2 separate regions of the Homo sapiens genome follow, and region 1 is linked to region 2. The links are chromatin loops, found by intact Hi-C in ENCODE. Cell type or tissue: Caco-2. All regions are shown on one strand. Region 1 overlaps LPCAT1 (lysophosphatidylcholine acyltransferase 1). Region 2 has its middle 64 kb from the start of MIR4277.

What was found. A loop is a pair of places that touch in the nucleus more often than their neighbours do. Peaks named below come from ENCODE experiments on the same cell type or tissue, not always from the same donor. Only the 100,000 strongest peaks of a DNase experiment are listed, where the experiment ranks them.
Region 1: it touches region 2 in a loop (4-fold over the local background); 22 of 110 quality-filtered maps call a loop at or near these places.

Annotation. Positions count from the first base shown.
Region 1 is chr5:1,512,042-1,517,041 of GRCh38, forward strand. All of the region lies in intron 1 of LPCAT1 (lysophosphatidylcholine acyltransferase 1), which reads right to left. Among named protein-coding and RNA genes, the nearest start is that of MIR6075, 3.7 kb to the left of the region's middle. RefSeq lists a silencer at 1-27 and enhancers at 1-504, 1,065-1,624, 2,185-2,743, 2,744-3,304, 3,305-3,864 and 2 more. In Caco-2, no CTCF peak of the experiment used is centred here; DNase peaks (open chromatin) are centred at 2,460, 2,930, 3,520 and 4,350.
Region 2 is chr5:1,642,839-1,647,838 of GRCh38, forward strand. No RefSeq gene overlaps it. Among named protein-coding and RNA genes, the nearest start is that of MIR4277, 64 kb to the right of the region's middle. RefSeq lists enhancers at 1-476, 517-1,179 and a silencer at 2,128-2,177. In Caco-2, a CTCF peak has its summit at 2,232 (motif pointing left); a DNase peak (open chromatin) is centred at 2,233; H3K27me3 peaks cover 173 bases.

The sequences.
Region 1 (5,000 bases), 130 kb before region 2:
CCACCTGGGCAGCCCCACATCACCACCAGGACACAGCAGGTGGCAGAGGGCGTACCACACTTAGAGCCCTGCTCATTCGCCAGTAAAGTGAGCCCCACGGCCACCCGGACAGGGCTTGGCAGGCACAGTAGTCTGAGCTCCTGTGTGGCGTGCGGCCCCGTGAGTCGCAGTGGGGCTATGTGCTGGGTGGTGCCACACAGGCAGGCCCTCCATGCCCCATGTCCAATCAGGAAGATATGGAGCCGCTGGGCCGGCCACACCCGCCTTCGGAGTCACTGTCAGCTCTGCATCATCATCCCACGGAGGCTCACAGGGTCACAAGGCCCCGGCCCAAGAGCAGTCCCACACTAGAGCCTCCCTCTCACTATCCCTGAAGCACCCAGTGTCCATGCTTCCCGTAGAATCAAGGGCCATAGACCCCCAACATCTGGGGCAAGCACCCTGCAGTCACTGGAGAAGACACAGCTTGCTGAAGTGCCCACGGGGGGCCACATCTCAGACTTTCAACCTTGTGTACTACAAATGCAGATTCCTGGACACCTTGTGACCTTTGGAATGAGGCTGTGCCCTGTGGGCTGACTCCCTCGGGCCCCCTGAGCTATGTATGGCCCACGCCTTCACCTGGAGTCTTCCTCCCATCGGGGGGCTCTGCTGTCTGGACTAAGCGTTCCCTGACACCCTGGCTCACACCCGTGATGCCAGCACAGGGCATGGTGCTCACACATTGGTGCTGTTGGAAAGTAACCAGTAAAAAGGTGTGTGAAAGAAAACACGCTTACTCATTCTGCAGACAATTCCTGAGCACCTGCAATGTGCACTCTGGACAAATGGTGTCCAGGTGCAGGCAGAACGAGACCGACGGAAACCGCAGCACCACCTGGCTCAGACGGCACAGGTGCAGCCCGTGTAAAGATGGCACGCGCCGGCATCCTGGTGTGGGCCTGCGGGAAAAGGGCGTGGGGTGGAGGTGCAAGCTCAGCTGAGAAATCAGGAGTAGAGAGTGCAGAGCCCCACGGAGGGAGGGCCCAGGCAGGGTGGCTATGTGAGCATCACAGCCGATGCCCCAGTTCCTGCTTCAAGATGACCGATGGCAGGCAGGTGCCGGAGCCGCTCCTCCGGTCCCCAGGCTGGCCTCCGGGTCCTGCCCACATGCTCTCCCAGACAGTCCTCATGCCTCCTCACCCGCAAAGCTCTGCACAAATCCCCCTTCCCTGAAGGGTTTGGGACACCCAGCCAGAGTTCTGTCCCTCTGGTCCCTACATATGACGTCCCCCATGTCCAACCTGCAGCCCCACACTCTAGAGGAGAGATTCCACAATACAGGCTGCAGGCTGGGAGGCCCTTCCATTGCTGCCTGGTGACCCCGAGGGCTCAGCTCCTGCAAGGCCTGGCTCACGGCAGGTGCTCGCAAGAAGAATACAGGAGGGAAGGGAGCAGAAACTCAGAAGTGTAAGCTTCTGGGCTGCACACGTTCCACTGTGGGCACAGGCTAAGCTTCAAAAGCAGAAACTAGCTGCAGATTCCTATTTGGAGGCTGCGGGGACTCGGTTACACCTGACCCATTTCCACAGGCTCTCACCCGTGGGGCAGGACACCCTGCGATTATGTTTCCTCCATTTCCACAGGCTCTCACCCGTGGGGCGGGACACCCTGCGATTACATTTCCTCCATTTCCACAGGCTCTCACCCGTGGGGCGGGACACCCTGCGATTACATTCTCACCCGTGGGGCGGGACACCCTGTGATTACATTTCCTCCATTTCCACAGGCTCTCACCGGTGAGGCGGGACACCCTGCGATTACATTCTCACCCGTGGGGCAGGACACCCTGTGATTACATTTCCTCCATTTCCACAGGCTCTCACCCGTGGGGCGGAACACCCTGTGATGACATTTCCTCCATTTCCACAGGCTCTCACCCGTGGGGCGGGACACCCTGCGATTACATTTCCTCAGAAGGCAGCTTTCAAGGCAAAGCTCCCACGTGCAGAAACGGGCCCTGGAGGTGGGAGTCCCAGGAGCCGTGGAGAAGCTCCAATGAGAACGGGGCCAGATGGGCAGCCCGAGAGCAGAACCCCCACCACCAGCGGCTGGGGAGAGGCTGGAGATGCCAGGGCCCTCCTGGGAGGCACCAGCTTTGTCCTCGAGGCCGAGGGGAGGAGAAGCACAGGAGATGCTGGGCACAAGGGGCCCGGCACAGGCCAGGCACAGGGAGGCCCCAGCCTCATCTGCCCAGTGAGCGATATCCAAAAACAACAAACAGGGTCCACATGCCAGCACTGCAGCCACAGCAGCACGAGGGGCCATCGCAGGTGCACGGGCCTCACAGCTTCACAGAGCAGAGCCATGCCAAACGCTCGCGGTGAAAGGCAGCCTGTTTCTTCAGTACTGTTCCTTCGACAGGTCAGTCCTGAGCCCCAGGCTGTGTCCCAGGACACTGGGAGTCTGCTCCGCACTGGGGGACTCAAAGTCCACACGGGGCCCACAGGTGGTCAAGTGAACCAAACGCCCCACACCCTGACCCCCAGGTGTACATTCTGCACATTTTAATTCCGAGGTTGGGAATGCACCCTACGCCGCCAGGCACGCCGCCAGGCCGAGGTCTGCAGCAGCATTTCACTCTGTTGGTGTCCGAGGACCTCAGGGGCTGTGGACCATGCAGGCGCTGCAGACAGTGATACATCGTGGGGGGCTCAGGAGAAGCAGGCTCCTGGGATCATTCCAACAAAAAGGTCCCCCTGCGTGCTCCGCCAGGACCCCACCTTCCACCTCCAGCCAAAACAGGACCTTCACACATACCAGCACGCTTCCCATTCAGCCCAGGCCCTGAGACAGGCCCTCCGGAGCTGTGGCCCAGGGAAACGCCAATCTCCCCGGACCTCCCGCCTGGTCTGAGTAAAAAGAATCCTGAAATTCAGGATCCGTGGCATTTCTAGCTGCTTGCATTTGTTTAACAAACATCTGCAGAAAGCCAGTGGGGCCCTGGTGGAGAGCACCTCCCAAGCCCCCTGTGGTGGGAGCCCCACCCCCAGCACATCCTGCATCAGGGGATCCTGCTACAAGAAAGAGTCCCCAGCCTGCTGGCCCTTCCTACTCCGAACTGGCCGCAGATACAGGGAGCCCCCCAGCACATCCTGCATCAGGGGATCCTGCTACAAGAAAGAGTCCCCAGCCTGCCGGCCCTTCCTACTCCGAACTGGCCGCAGATACAGGGAGCCCCCCAGCACATCCTGCATCAGGGGATCCTGCTACAAGAGTCCCCAGCCTGCCCGGCCCTTCCTACTCCGAACTGGCTGCAGATACAGGGAGCCCCCCAGCACATCCTGGCCCAAACCCTCAAAAGCTGCAGGAGCCCACAGCCTGCCCTGTACACCCTGCGCCACACTACCCGCAAATACAAGGTCCCCCACCTCCCCCGCCAGCCCAGAACATCCTGGCCCAAGTCCCACCCCCAGCCTGCCCTGTACACCCTGCCCCACACTACCCGCAGATACAGGGGCCCCCCAGAACATCTTGGCCCAACCCCCTGGCCTGCCCTGTATACCCTGCCCTGCACTATCTACAGATACTGGGACCCTCCCCCACCTCCCACTGCCGCCCACACACAACATCCTGGCCTAAGTCCCACCCACTTAGCTGCAGGAGCCCCTGGCCTGCCCTGTACACCCTGCTCCACACTACGGGCAAATACAGGGGGCCCCCCGGAACATCCTGGCTCACCCCCACTCCCCCGAGCTGCAGGAGTGCCTCTGTCCCCACAATTCTGGGTCTGCGCCACCATCTCCAGGGAGCCCACCAAGCACATCCTGGCCCTGTCCCTGGCTATGGGAGACCCTCCACCCAGGACATCCTGCTTCCCCCAGCTGCAGGGAGCCCCTGGACCACCAGTAACGTCTGTGAGGCAAGGCTGACCCCTGCTCAGCCAGTGGGTAGAATGGGAGTGGGCAGGGGCTGTGGGCCCTGGCAAGTATGTCCACTCCTCTGAGTGCAGGGAGGTACAGAGGTGACCAGCCTGACGTGCAGCTGTGGACACAGAGGGAGGGCTGCTGGGGGCTGGAGGCCACTGCCCAGTGGCAGTTGTGGGGGAGGCAGAAATGACCTGATCGCTCTAAGGTGAGGGAGAGGAGAGCCCACTCTTTACAGAGACTTCCCCAATGGCACAGGCGCCACGTGGTCCTGGGGCCACTGACTGGGCAGACAGCCTGGCACAGGGACAGGACAGGTCTAGCCTGGGATGTGCTGAGCTTGATGGATGCATGGGACCCAGGAGGATGTCACAATGATGATTCACATGGCACACAGGTGACCATGACTCTTCCCTGATGGAGACAATGACTCACTGCTGCAGAAAGGTGGATCTAACCCCTCCAGGGTAGCCTAGGAGAACAAACAGACTCCACTCTAAGGAGCCCAGGCATTCCATGCTGATCCACGCCTGCCCAGCCCGGCGGCATCCCCACTGTCTGTGCATGGACACCAGCCCTCCCTGGCTCCAGGGCCCTTGCCCTCCAGTACCTTGGCCCAGCTTTGGTTCTACCCCAAGGGTTTTAAAACATTTAGAACTGGGAGAGAAACTGTTTTCTTTCTTTCCTTTTTTTTTTTTAAGCTTGTATGTGGCAAATATCTTTAAGAGGAAATAACTCACTCCTCTGGCTCTAAGAGGGAAGTGTGAAATTCAAGAGTAAAATCAAGGTTTGGAAAAGGCTGCTGTCCCCAGGTACCAGCCCCCACCCCAGCAGTGTCTCCCCACACAGGGGACGAGGGCACAGGGGATGAGGTTAGAGGGCCACCAGTCACAGCAGAGGAAAGACCACACTGAGGGAAGCTGGGAGCTGACTGTGCTGGAAGTTCAAGAACAGCACCTCACCTTTAACACACCTAAGCTCATGCTGCTGGCACATGGCTGAGAAGCCAGGGATGCATTGGTTTTAATACAGCAAAAAGTATCCCCCAGGGTTGCAAAATGACGTGGGTTTCACAGGGACAAACAGTGATCACAT
Region 2 (5,000 bases):
GGGGCTGTGGGAGGGCCACCCAGCCCGGGTTCAGCAGCGACATGAGTGACACACAGACCCTTTGCTTTGAGCCAGTGGGAGGTGGGTGTTACTGCAGCGCAGTCCCGGCCTTGGTGATGCCACCAGCATGTGCGGCACTCACCTGCACTGCAGGACCACCCCCTCTGTAGGACCACCTGCCTCCTCGCCCCACACACGAGCCCTTGGGGGCACCTCTTGGCCCTTGTGCCTGTGTGGAGCTTGATGCCTATTTGAATAAATTATTAGAAAAATTATTAGGTGAGGCCGGGCACAGTGGCTCACGCCTGTAATCCCAGCACCTTGGGGGCCTGAGATGGGCAGATCACGAGGTCAGGAGATTGAGACTCATCCTGGCTAACACGGTGAAACCCCGTCTCTACTAAAAATACAAAAAAATTAGCCGGGCATGGTGGCAGGTGCCTGTAGTCCCAGCTACTCAGGAGACTGAGGCAGGAGAATGGCGTGAACCTGGGAGGCGGAGGTTGCAGTGAGCCGAGATTGCGCCACTGCACTCCAGCCTAGGCAACAGAGCAAGACTCCACCTCAAAAAAAAAAAAATTATTAGATGAAAGGAGCCAGACATGAAAGCAACCACGTGTCCTGTGATGGTGTTCATATGAAATGCTGGGAATAAGCTGCTCTATGGAGGCAGAAAGCAGACTGGGGGCAGCCGGAGGCTGCGGAGAGAGGGAGCTGGGAGTGAATCCAGGGCTCCTTTTCAGGGTGATAGAAATGTTTTGCAATGAGATTCTAGTAATGCCAATATACTAACAACTACACCTCTTTCAGATGCTGCAGGTGGACAGGTGACAGGTGGGGATGCAGTCCCTGCCCCTGACACTCCCATTGAGAGGGCACAACCCTCTGTGCTTTGGCTGGGGGCATCATGGCTGCAGATGCTCCTGCCCCGGCAGAGCTGTTTCTTCCCAGACTCCCATGTGGCCCTGAGTCACCGGGGATCAGAATGAGCATGAGAATGTGGATTCGCGGGGCCCAGGTAGGGTTTTTTCACAAGTGCCCGGGAGCAAGGCTGAAGCTGGTAGCTCAGAAACTGGAGCTGGCTGTCAGCATCAAAACACTGCTCAGTGACAGGGGCTGTATGGTCTGGGGCAGTCCAAGAAAATCATCCAAGAGTGGAGGAAAAACTGTTCTGAAGCCTTCCGGCCTCCAGTGAAATTCCTTGGATGGGAAACCCTGGGGAGGGAGGGTCCCCATTCCCCCATCCCAAAGGGGCCCCTTTGGGCCACTCACCCCGACAAGGGACAGTTTCCCTGGGGACGTCCTCGGACCCGCCCTGGGTACTCAGATATTAAGAAGATGTTCTGATATTCAGTGATTTTCAGAGTACTGGTGTTAAAGTTACACATATATATGCAAAAATAAGAAAATAAACGAATTCCTATTCCTCCATCTAGAGAACACTACCCGTTTTACCTTTTTTGGTGTTTCTAAATAAAATCTTCAAACGAGATCGTGCTGTTCCTGCTATGTAGTTACTTTTAATTCTCTCAGTGATGTCTTAGAGCACCTACCTTCCTGTTTAAACGAGCGCCTGACGCTGCGTTCACGGGCAGTTTTACAACGGGATGCCGCAAATGCATTTCAAGGCATAAAACAGAGCTCCACCGCACCCCGCAGGCAGGTGGATCTGATTTTCCTCTGCTGCAGAGTTTGCTGAAAGCGAGCTCCCCCGCACCCCGCAGGCAGGTGGATCTGATTTTCCTCTGCTGCAGAGTTTGCTGAAAGCGAGCTCCCCCGCACCCCGCAGGCAGGTGGATCTGATTTTCCTCTGCTGCAGAGTTTGCTGAAACCGAGCTCCCCCGCACCCCGCAGGCAGGTGGATCTGATTTTCCTCTGCTGCAGAGTTTGCTGAAACCGAGCTCCCCCGCACCCCGCAGGCAGGTGGATCTGATTTTCCTCTGCTGCAGAGTTTGCTGAAACCGAGCTCCCCCGCACCCCGCAGGCAGGTGGATCTGATTTTCCTCTCCTGCAGAGTTTGCTGAAACCGAGCTCCCCCGCACCCCGCAGGCAGGTGGATCTGATTTTCCTCTGCTGCAGAGTTTGCTGAAAGCGAGCTCCCCCGCACCCCGCAGGCAGGTGGATCTGATTTTCCTCTGCTGCAGAGTTTGCTGGGGGCTAAGGGTGAGAACCGCGGGAACGAACTAACGCGCTGCAGTGTCGGGAAACACGGCCCACAGCGCCACCGTGTGGTCTCCGCGTCCCCAGTTCGGAGCCGCAGCTTACGCGCTGCTGGCCCTGAGCCTGTTCCCTTCCTGCAGTCCCCAGGAGCTGACGCTATTCGGTTTGTTTTTAAACACTCCAGCTGAGCAAGCGTCTTCTCAGGACGTCCTGCGTGCTGCCCACACTCTCTTGTGGATGGTCCCCCGGGTCCGGCGGAATCCCGCCTGGGAAGGCTTCCCCGAAGCCTTCCTCCATCCTGGGCAGTGGCGGGGCTTGCAGGAGGCCTCAGAGCTCTGTCGGGGCCGGACGGACCGCTGTCGTCGCCAGTGCAGGGACAGAAGGGAGGACCCCTTGGAGGGCGGTGGAGACCAGAGTCGTGAGCGGCCCTGTGGAAAGCTGGCGAAGGGGCAGACATCCAACTCGCCAGCAGGAAGCCGCGCCCAGCACGGTCATGCTCAGCCTCAGTGATCCTGGCGGGAAAGACCGAGACAGAAATTCTTCGCACACCCACCAGGCCTCCGGATCCAGCCAGCACCGGGGCTAGCGGACCCAGGCCGTCTACACCTGGGCTTTCCTTCCCAGCTTCCCCGCTCTCAAATTCAGTTGAAAGTGGGTTTGTAAGAATTGTATACCTAGAAAACCCCATCGTCTCAGCCCAAAATCTCCTTAAGCTGATAAACAACTTCAGCAAAGTCTCAGGATACAAAATCAATGTGCAAAAATCACAAGCATTCTTATACACCAATAACAGACAAACAGAGAGCCAAACCATGAGTGAACTCCCATTCACAATTGCTTCAAAGAGAATAAAATGCCTAGGAATCCAACTTACAAGGGATGTGAAGGACCTCTTCGAGGAGAACTACAAACCACTGCTCAACGAAATAAAAGAGGATACAAAGAAATGGAAGAACATTCCATGCTCATGGGTAGGAAGAATCAATATCGTGAAAATGACCATACTGCCCAAGGTAATTTATAGATTCAATGCCATCCCTATCAAGCTACCAATGACTTTCTTCACAGAATTGGAAAAAACTACTTTAAAGTTCATATGCAACCTAAAAAGAGCGCACATTGCCAAGACAATCCTAAGCCAAAAGAACAAAGCTGGAGGCATCACACTACCTGACTTCAAACTATACTACAAGGCTACAGTAACCAAAACAGCATGGTACTGGTACCAAAACAGAAATATAGACCAATGGAACAGAATAGAGGCCTCAGAAATAATACCACACATCTACAACCATCTGATCTTTGACAAACCTGACAAAAACAAGCAATGGGGAAAGGATTCCCTATTTAACAAATGGTGCTGGGAAAACTGGCTAGCCATATGTAGAAAGCTGAAACTGGATCCCTTCTTACACCTTATACAAAAATTAATTCAAGATGGATTAAAGACTTAAATGTTAGACCTAAAACCATAAAAACCCTAGAAGAAAACCTAGGCAATACCATTCAGGACATAGGCATGGGTAAGGACTTCATGTCTAAAACACCAAAAGCAATGGCAGCAAAAGCCAAAATTGACAAATGGGATCTAATTAAACTAAAGAGCTTCTGCACAGCAAAAGAAACTACCATCAGAGTGAACAGGCAACCTACAGAATGGGAGAAAATTTTTGCAATCTCATCTGACAAAGGACTAATATCCAGAATCTACAAAGGACTCAAACAAATTTACAAGACAAAAACAACCCCATCAAAAAGTGGGCAAAGGATATGAACAGACATTTCTCAAAAGAAGACATTTATGCAGCCAACAGACACGTGAAAAAATGCTCTTCATCACTGGCCATCAGAGAAATGCAAATCAAAACCACAATGAGATACCATCTCACACCAGTTAGAATGGCGATCATTAAAAAGTCAGGAAACAACAGGTGCTGGAGAGGATGTGGAGAAATAGGAACACTTTGACACTGTTGGTGGGACTGTAAACTAGTTCAACCATTGTGGAAGTCAGTGTGGCGATTCCTCAGGGATCTAGAACTGGAAATACCATTTGACCCCACCATCCCATGACTGGGTATATACCCAAAGGACTATAAATCATGCTGCTATAAAGACACATGCACACGTATGTGTATTGCAGCACTACTCACAATAGCAAAGACTTGGAACCAATCCAAATGTCCATCAATGATAGACTGGATTAAGAAAATGTGGCACATATACACCATGGAATACTATGCAGCCATAAAAAATGATGAGTTTATGTCCTTTGTAGGGACATGGATGAAGCTGGAAACCATCATTCTCAGCAAACTATCGCAAGGACAAAAACCCAAACACTGCATGTTCTCACTCACAGGTGGGAATTGAACAATGAGAACACTTGGACACAGGAAGGGGAGCATCACACACCAGGGCCTGTTGTGGGGTGGGGGGAGAGGGGAGGGATAGCATTAGGAGATATACCTAATGTAAATGACGAGTTAATGGGTGCAGCACACCAACATGGCACATGTATACCTATGTAACAAACCTGCACGTTGTGCACATGTACCCTAGAACTTAAAGTATAGTAATAATAATGATAATAAAAATCATGTTTACAAGCAAAAGCCACCCTCCAACCTTCTGTCATAGGCGTTTTAATCGTGTGAGGTTTCTAGCCCACGGGCGCCTCTCTCCAGCCCATGGCTCTCTGAGGCAGAAGCAGCCTTCCACTTTCCAAGGTAATGGCACCACCACCCTGCTTGGTGCCCACCAGCATCTCCCTGTCACTCGAAAGACAGTGTCCAAACCCCTGCCTGTTACCCCAGGCCCTGTGGGTCTATCCCGGCAGC